Regions from separate parts of the Homo sapiens genome. Here region 1 is linked to region 2. A link is a loop called in an ENCODE intact Hi-C map of the cell type or tissue named here. Cell type or tissue: heart left ventricle. All regions are shown on one strand. Each heading gives the region's core, and the rest is flanking DNA. Links, peaks and the distances in the headings are about the cores only. Region 1 holds the start of OR4D2 (olfactory receptor family 4 subfamily D member 2). Region 2 overlaps DYNLL2 (dynein light chain LC8-type 2).

Region 1 (4,403 bases), core at 120-4,119, 72 kb after region 2:
AGAGACCAGTGTTTCCTCAGCTGCACAGAGATCAGCTGTAAGAAAGATCTTGCAACACCTGCTAGAGGGTGGGAGTAATAAGCAAGTGACATAGACCTGACGATAGTAAGTCTAAAGGATGAGCAGAGACTCAAGAAAAACTGCAAGGGGAATGTGATGTTGAAAACGGATGCCTCCGATTACATAGGAAAACAACAAAGCACAGAATTCGCCCTATGAGACTTAGAGGGAGGATGCTCACAGCAAAGGACATCAACGGTGAGGAAAATCACAAGATTCTCGACATTGTCACATAAAACAAAGTCACATTTACCTGCTAATATATTAAGTTGGCAAACATTTCTGAGCAAGTGCTAAATCAGAGATGCTGTCATAGACTCTGGGCTTACTAAGTTATTGAATTTACAATCTAGTTAAGAGAAGCAATAGAAAAAATGATAAATGCTATAATGGAGGTATTTATCAAATGCTATTGGAACACAGAGAAATAAGGAATTAATTCTGCATGAGAGAAATGGGGGGAGGAGTCAAAGGGAAAGTGATATTTCTCTTATCGCCTCTAGGTTGAGAAGGTAGCAAAAGGCATTTCAGGAAACAGGATTTATTACCAAAGATATGAAAATAATGAAATATACTGCCTACATGGAAGCTATGAGTTCTTTGAACAGCAATCAGTTCCCAGGTGACAGTGATACTGATTAGAAAGGTATAGGGAGGCTATTTTTTATAGTCTTGTATGAAATGCTGAGAGAGAGTTGCATGCACGTATGTAGGTATGTTTTTCCACCCTCAGTTTATCCACAGAGCATTTTAGGTGGCTTCTGAGAGTTTGAGTTTTAAGCTGTGAGCAAATCAAATATTATAACAATGAGGAATATGATCACATCTGAGTCAGAGGGGTCTCATGGACAGCTGTGTAGAAGGTGTCCTGGAGTGAGGCCAGGCGCGGTGGCTCATGCCTGTAATCCCAGCACTTTGGGAGGCGGAAGCGGGCGGATCACGAGGTCAGGAGATCGAGACCATCCTGCTAACACAGTGAAACCGTGTTACAAAAAAAATTAGCCGGGCGAGGTGGTGGGCGCCTGTAGTTCCAGCTACGCGGGAGGCTGAGGTAAAAGAATGGCGTGAACCCGGGAGGCGGAGCTTGCAGTGAGTGAGCCGAGATCGCGCCACTCCAGCCTGGGCGACAGCGAGACTCCGTCACAAAAAAAAAAAAAAAAAAAAAAAGAAGGTGTCCTGGAGTGGAAGTAAACTGAAGGAGCAGAATAAGATTAGAATGACCTATAATATTGTAGATAATAGATTGCAATAGGCCAGGTAAGAGAGGGTAAGAGAGATTGAGACAGGGCAGGGGGAGGGGGGAGACCACTGACCCCCTCCCCTGTCACCCTCCATCTTCTTCTTCTTTTTTTTTTGTTTTTGATTTTTTGAGACAGAGTCTCGCTCTGTCACCCAGGCTGGAGTGCAGTGGCATGACCTCCACTCACTGCAGCCTCCAACCAGCTTCAAGCGATTCTCCTGCCTCAGCCTCCCAAGTAGCTGAGATTACAGGTGTGTGCCACCACGCCCGGCTAATTTTTTTGTATTTTTAGTACAGATCCGGAGTTTCACCATGTTGGCCAGGCTGGTCTCAAACTTCTGACTTCAAGTGATCCATCCGCCTCCGCCTCCCAAATTTCTGGGACTACAGGCGTGAGCCACCTCTCCCGGCTCCTCCATCTTCTTCTGTCCCTTTAGTCCCGTTTTCTCCACCTCCCCAGCACTTTTCCACTTCCTTTACCTTCACTTGCTCTATTCCTTCATCTCCCTTTATTCCTTTGTCTATTTCTATTTGTTTTCTTTCAACAACTTCCTTTGTCTCCCACCCTTGGATTCAGTAACATCTTGTAAAATTCCTGTTTCATTCAGAAGCTCTCTGAGTCCCCTTCATACAATATTCATCATCTATTTCTCAATCCAATGACTCTCCCTCCCTTTTCTCCCTCTTGTCTCAGCACCACCACATATGCCTCACTCATAAGGGGCCGCCCACAGTGGAGGGCAGGGGAACTACTGGATGTCTCAGGCATCCAGCTGCATCCAGTGTCTTCCTTGTGCTGAACTTGTGCACCTGATAGCTATTCACCCATGCAGCAGTCAACACCAAGAGCTTTTTAAGTTAACTGTCATTAAGAATGGGTACTGCAGGGCACAAATAAATTGTGAGATCCAGATATAGGCTTTGGACTTAATAGTTGAATTGTGGAGGGAAAATATAGACAAGGAAAATCCATTAACACGATGATGTATTAAATGTCATGTGAAAAATAATTGGCAAAGAATCTTATTACAGAGTGGAAGAGAGGATATCTTTAGATTAAGAGAATTCACACAGGTGAGTAATTGCCATTGATTATTCCATACACTGTTTTAGGAACTTTATATCTATCATTCTACTTAAGTCCTCAGAAAATTCTACAAAGCAGGTATTTTTATTTCTACCTTACAAATTCCCGTGAAAACTGAGGCCCAGAAAGATTAAGTAAGTTACTCATGGTCAAATCACAATGAAATGAAAGACCTGAAATTTGACTTCAGATGTATCTGACTCCAAGTGTCTTCCCACCACTATATGAATCTTTGAAAGGCAGGTTGTATATACTTCTGGATGGCGTTAAGATTTCAGGAATGTATATTCCAGCACCCACTTGTAAACGATCCAGAGACAAGACAGCACCTAGTATAATGGTCTACACATAAGGATGCTCATCATATGGGCCTAAAACCTTGGTTCTGAGCCCCTGAGCCCTGAAAGGGAAAGTAGTGACTTCATGTATCTGTGTCTGTGGTTCATTTTCTTCAGGTGTATGGAGAAAACACCATGGAAACAGGGAACCTCACGTGGGTATCAGACTTTGTCTTCCTGGGGCTCTCGCAGACTCGGGAGCTCCAGCGTTTCCTGTTTCTAATGTTCCTGTTTGTCTACATCACCACTGTTATGGGAAACATCCTTATCATCATCACAGTGACCTCTGATTCCCAGCTCCACACACCCATGTACTTTCTGCTCCGAAACCTGGCTGTCCTAGACCTCTGTTTCTCTTCAGTCACTGCTCCCAAAATGCTAGTGGACCTCCTCTCTGAGAAGAAAACCATCTCTTACCAGGGCTGCATGGGTCAGATCTTCTTCTTCCACTTTTTGGGAGGTGCCATGGTCTTCTTCCTCTCAGTGATGGCCTTTGACCGCCTCATTGCCATCTCCCGGCCCCTCCGCTATGTCACCGTCATGAACACTCAGCTCTGGGTGGGGCTGGTGGTAGCCACCTGGGTGGGAGGCTTTGTCCACTCTATTGTCCAGCTGGCTCTGATGCTCCCACTGCCCTTCTGTGGCCCCAACATTTTGGATAACTTCTACTGTGATGTTCCCCAAGTACTGAGACTTGCCTGCACTGACACCTCACTGCTGGAGTTCCTCAAGATCTCCAACAGTGGGCTGCTGGATGTCGTCTGGTTCTTCCTCCTCCTGATGTCCTACTTATTCATCCTGGTGATGCTGAGGTCACATCCAGGGGAGGCAAGAAGGAAGGCAGCTTCCACCTGCACCACCCACATCATCGTGGTTTCCATGATCTTCGTTCCAAGCATTTACCTCTATGCCCGGCCCTTCACTCCATTCCCTATGGACAAGCTTGTGTCCATCGGCCACACAGTCATGACCCCCATGCTCAACCCCATGATCTATACCCTGAGGAACCAGGACATGCAGGCAGCAGTGAGAAGATTAGGGAGACACCGGCTGGTTTGAGAGTGACAATGGTAGGTTTCTTCTCTTTGGCTTTGTTTTCCCTTTGTGAAGTGGAGAGGGAGCTACTACCTTTGCTCTCTTCATAGTGTGTTGAGGTTCATCATAGCAGGGAATGAATTTTGAAACTAAGCAACTTCGTGTTTTAGGAAAAAAGAAAGTATCCTCTTTGGTGGTTAAGGTTTGTGATAAAGAGTTTTAACACACTCGCAACAATGAGAATTGTTCACATGGCCCCTGAAAACCACACCTTCCTTTTCACCTTCTTGGTGGACAGTTTCCTGTTGACAGCATTTCCCCTGTGCGAACATTTCTATTTTCCGTATTTTGAGCTCTCTTCCCAATATTTCCTTTTGGTGTGAGTCTGGGTTGTTGGGAACAGCACAGAATTTGGAGTCTTAAGCTCTAAATTAGAGGCCCTGACCCATCATTGACCAAACTGATGACTTCGAGTAAGCCACCCAGCTTTTCTTGGCCTCATGATTTCTCCCTCACCAATTTGCTTAAATTAGTATGTGCCCCTAAAATATTCTATGTTTGTTATGAGATTCAAATAAAAAAATTTTGTGATAAAACAACAAGTAAATCATATAACTATATGTTATCTTCCAAGCTTTTAAAA
Region 2 (4,403 bases), core at 174-4,173:
TACATGTGGCCTTTTGTTTCTGGCTTCTTTCACTTAGCATGTTTTCAAGGTTCATTTGTGCTGTAGCATTTATCAGTACTTTGTTCCTTTTTCTAGCTGAGTAACGTGTGGGTATATCACATTTTGTTTATTCATCTGTTGAGGGATGTTTGGGTTGTTTCTACTTTTTGACTATTGTGATTAGTGCTGCTATGAACATTGATGTACAGATTTTTGTGTAGATATGTTTTCAATTATCTTGGGGCATCTTTTATTTTTAATGTCAGTTTTCTATTTTTAAAAAATCTAGACAGGTTGGCAAATCATTTCTGTAAAGAGTCAGTAAATATTTTAGCCTTTGTGGTCCATGACATTAGGTATACAGATTACAATTTCTGAACTCTGCCATTCCAGTGTGAGAGCAGCCATAGATAATATGTAAACAAATGAGCATGGCTATGTTCCAATAAAACTTTTAAAAAGCAGGGGACAGATTGGGCCTGTGGACCATAGTATACCAACCCTTAATCTAAATGACACATTCACATGATACATTATTCTAAAGGCACAAAAAGCAAAAATTCTCCCTCCCACCTCTGTCTTCCAGCTACGGGGTTACCTTCCTTGAAGCAGTTAATGTTATGAGATTTTGTGTCTCCTTTTAGACACAGTTAATAATGAGCATTAAAGTGGCTATATACTATTCCAATGTGTTGCAGATAGTTTAGTCAACACAAAAGAACGGACATATCTGAGGGTACACCCTAAAAGTCCTTGAGGAACAGAACCCTAAAAGAGAGAACACCTGCCTAATCTGACTCCTCCATCAGAATAATCTTTTGAACTCCTGAGATTTGCCCAGTCATTTTGGGGCCATGTCTGATGAAAGCTTGGTGATCCCTTTTGGGTCAAAAACAAGCTCTGACTGAAGAGATGCAAGATTTTCTCAGATGATTTGTGTGTCAGTCAGAGTTCCGCCAGAGAAACACAACCAGTAGGATATATTCTATCTTGTCTGTCTTCATATCCATGTATCTGTCATCTACCTAGATTTAATGCAAGGAATTGGTTTATGCAGTTGTAGGGGCTGGCTAGGCAAATCCAAAATCCACAGGGCAGGCCGTGTGGAAGGGAGGTCTGGAAACTCTCAGACAAGACCTGACATTGCAGTCCACTGGTGGAATTTCTCCTTCTTCAGGGAAACCTCAGCTTTCAACGGAGTGGATCAGACCCAACCATATTATCCAGGATAATCTCCTTTACATAAAGTTAACTGATTGTAGATGTAAATTACATTTACAAGATACCTTCATAGCAACACCTAGGTCAGTTTTTGAATAACTGGGTATTATAGCATAGCCAGGTCAACACGTAAAATTGATCACCACAGTCCATGTCTTGTTAACTTGGCACCTGTACACATTTCCTTAAACCATTTAATCTCCCAATAAAGACAATAACAAAGTAAAACTTCTGCCTATCATGACACAGCTAATCTGTGTACAACTGAAAATATGCTCTTTTCCTGGGAGAGAATTCACAGTCCTTGACTGGTGTTCACTTTTATCCTTGATAATCCAGTAACTTTAATAATATTATGTAAATGTAGCTATTTTAATAAATTTTATGTTAGATGACAAGGGGATAAGAGAGGGAAGAAAAAATACATAAACACAAACATTCATAACAAAACAATGAATACTCATAATAATTATAGTACTAACTTCTGCAACTGTTCACATGATGTGTTTTATAACTACCGGTGTTACAAAATTACTGGTTATAGCTGGTATGTGTAACTACTTTCCTTCACGACTTATTCCATATTTTCTTTGCCTTCCTCATGAAACTCAGAGCTGGTTGTGGTTCTTTGCCTGGTGGGAGGGCCCCAAACTTTCATTCCTGAAGGGTCTGGGAAATTAGAAGTCTTACCTGCATTGGTTTATTATAGTTTTCCACTGGTTTTAATCACCATAGGGCATGGTAGTACTACGAGATGACCTAAGGGATCTCTCGTATTCCAGACATAACTTTTCTTCCTTTCATTGTTTAGTAGCAGCCTAATTTCCCTTTGGTAGTCAGGAGGAATCACCCTAGCCAGTGGAGTAATTCTTCATTGCAAAATGACCCATGGCAGTCTTAACTTCCAGTTCAGTGAAATAATTGTGACTCCTGGTGAAAGCATTCCTCCCTTTGGAATGAAGACCTCCAGATCAGCAAAGCATAAAGCCACAGGGATGGGAAGCAAAGATTTACCAGTGGACCACTAGGGGTAATAGTGAGTTGTGGGTGCCGTTTCATTTCTGCTACTGATCCCTGGAACCATGAATCCTAGCTATGCGACAAATAGTACCATATGTGGGATGCTGAGTTGGAGTATATATGGTCTCCTGAAGGACATTGTCTCAACCCTGCAAGGTGTTGCGACCGAGCTGGCACTGTAACTAGATCTTCAAAAGGCCATTCCGCCTTTCTATCAAGCCAGCTGCTTCGGTATGATGGAGAACATGGTAAGCCATGAGCACGGGCCCATTGCTGTACTTCACTTGCTGTGAAATGAGTTTATTCATCAAAAGCACTGCTGTGTGGAAAAAGTGGTGGTGGATAAGGCATTCTGGAAGTCCATAGATGATAGTTTTGGCAGAGCATTAAATGCAGGGAAAGTAAATCCAAATCTAGACTGTCTGTTCCAGTAAGAACAAAGTGTTGCCCTTTCATGATGGAAGGAGTCCAATCAACCTGCCACAAGGTGGCTGGCTGATCACCCCAGGGAATGTTGCTGCAGCTCAGTATTGGTGTCTGCTGCTGGCAGATTGGCAGATTGGGCACTCAGCAGTGGCTGTACTCAGACTGGCCTTAGTGAGTGGAAGTCCATGTTGCTGAGCACCTGAATACCTTCCATCCCTGCCACCATGTCCACTTTTCCAGATTCCTATAGAAATGAAATTGTACAGTAGGTAATTCTTTGGGGCTTTGGTTTTTTTTTCACTCAGCATAATTATTTTGAGATTCATCCATGTTGTTTTTCTGTGTATCATAGTTCCTTTTTAAAATTGCTGAGTAGTATTCAATTGTATGGATATACTAAAGTATATTTGTTCCTCAATTAAAGGACATTTGGGTTTCCATTTTGGCAATTATGAATAAAGCTGCTATAAACATTTACATACAGATTTTTGTAGGTTTTTATTTCACTTGGATAAATAACTAGGAGTGGGATTGCTGGATCTTATGGTAAGCATATGTTTAACTTTATAAGAAACTGCCAAACTATTTTCTAGAATAGCCACACCATTTTGCATTTCCACCAGCAATGTATGGGACTCTCAGTTACTCCTCATTCTCGTCAACACTTGCCATTGTCAGTTTCTTTTTTAAAAATTTTAGCTATTTGAACAGGATGTGGTGGTATCTAATTGTGGGCTTTTTAAATACCACATTTTTTAATTAAAAAAATTTAAATTGGCTGGATGCAATGGCTCACATCTGTAATCCCAGCACTTTAGAAGTCTGAGGCAGGTGGATCAATTGCACTCAGGAAATTTGAGACCACCCTGGGCAACATGGCAAAACTCTGTCTCTCCAAAATTAAAAAAACTAGCTGGATGTGGTGGTGTGTGTCTGTGGTCCCAGCTACTCAGAAGGCTGAGATGGGAGGATTGTTTGAGCCTGGGAGGTTGAGGCTGCAGTGTGCTGTGATGGTGCTAGTACACTCCAGCCTGGGTGAAAGAGCAAGACCCTGCCTCAACAAACTAAATTAAAATTTTATTTTTGAATTGACAAATAATAATTATACGTTTTCATGGAGTACATAGTAATGCTTTGATATGTATAATGTGTAGTGATCAGATCAGGGTAATTAGCATATCATCATCTCGAACATCATTTCTTTGTATTGGGAACGTACAATATTCTCCTTCTAGCTATTTGAAACTATATATTATTGTTAACTATAGTCATCCTACAGTGGTATTGAACACTAGAACTTATTCCTCTTATCTAGTTGTAATTTTGTATCCTTTAACAAATCTCTCCCTCTCCTTCCCTTCCCCCACTCATTGTGGTTTTAATTTACATTTCTCAAGTGACTAATGATGTTGAGCATCTTTTCAAGTGATTATTTGCCATGTATATATCTTTGATTAAGATCTTTTGCTCATCTTTTTACTGGGTTGTTTGTTTTCTCAATGTTGAGTTTTAAGAATTCTCCATATTTTCTGGATACATGTCCATTATCAAATATATGATTTGCAAATATTTTCTCTCAATTGGTGGCCTGTCTTTTCATTCATTTAACTATCTTTTATATAGCAAAAATGTATTAAATTTTTATGAAGTCCAATTTATTCTCAATTTTCTTTTGGTGTTATATTTAAGAACATTTTGCATAACCCAAGGTAGCAGGGATTTTCTCCCATGTTTTT

The links. A loop is a pair of places that touch in the nucleus more often than their neighbours do. Peaks named below come from ENCODE experiments on the same cell type or tissue, not always from the same donor. Only the 100,000 strongest peaks of a DNase experiment are listed, where the experiment ranks them.
Region 1: it touches region 2 in a loop (12-fold over the local background); 3 of 110 quality-filtered maps call a loop at or near these places.

What each region holds. Positions count from the first base shown.
Region 1 is chr17:58,166,796-58,171,198 of GRCh38, forward strand. OR4D2 (olfactory receptor family 4 subfamily D member 2) reads left to right here and starts at 187. Exons shown (of 2, transcript NM_001004707.4): 1 at 187-258; 2 at 2,843-4,321. The coding sequence starts at 2,861. The coding sequence ends at 3,784. In heart left ventricle, for the core only: no CTCF peak of the experiment used is centred there; no DNase peak of the experiment used is centred there; H3K27me3 peaks cover 2,587 bases.
Region 2 is chr17:58,094,855-58,099,257 of GRCh38, forward strand. It overlaps DYNLL2 (dynein light chain LC8-type 2), which reads left to right. Exons shown (of 3, transcript NM_080677.3): 3 at 1-688. Among named protein-coding and RNA genes, the nearest start is that of DYNLL2, 14 kb to the left of the region's middle. In heart left ventricle, for the core only: no CTCF peak of the experiment used is centred there; no DNase peak of the experiment used is centred there.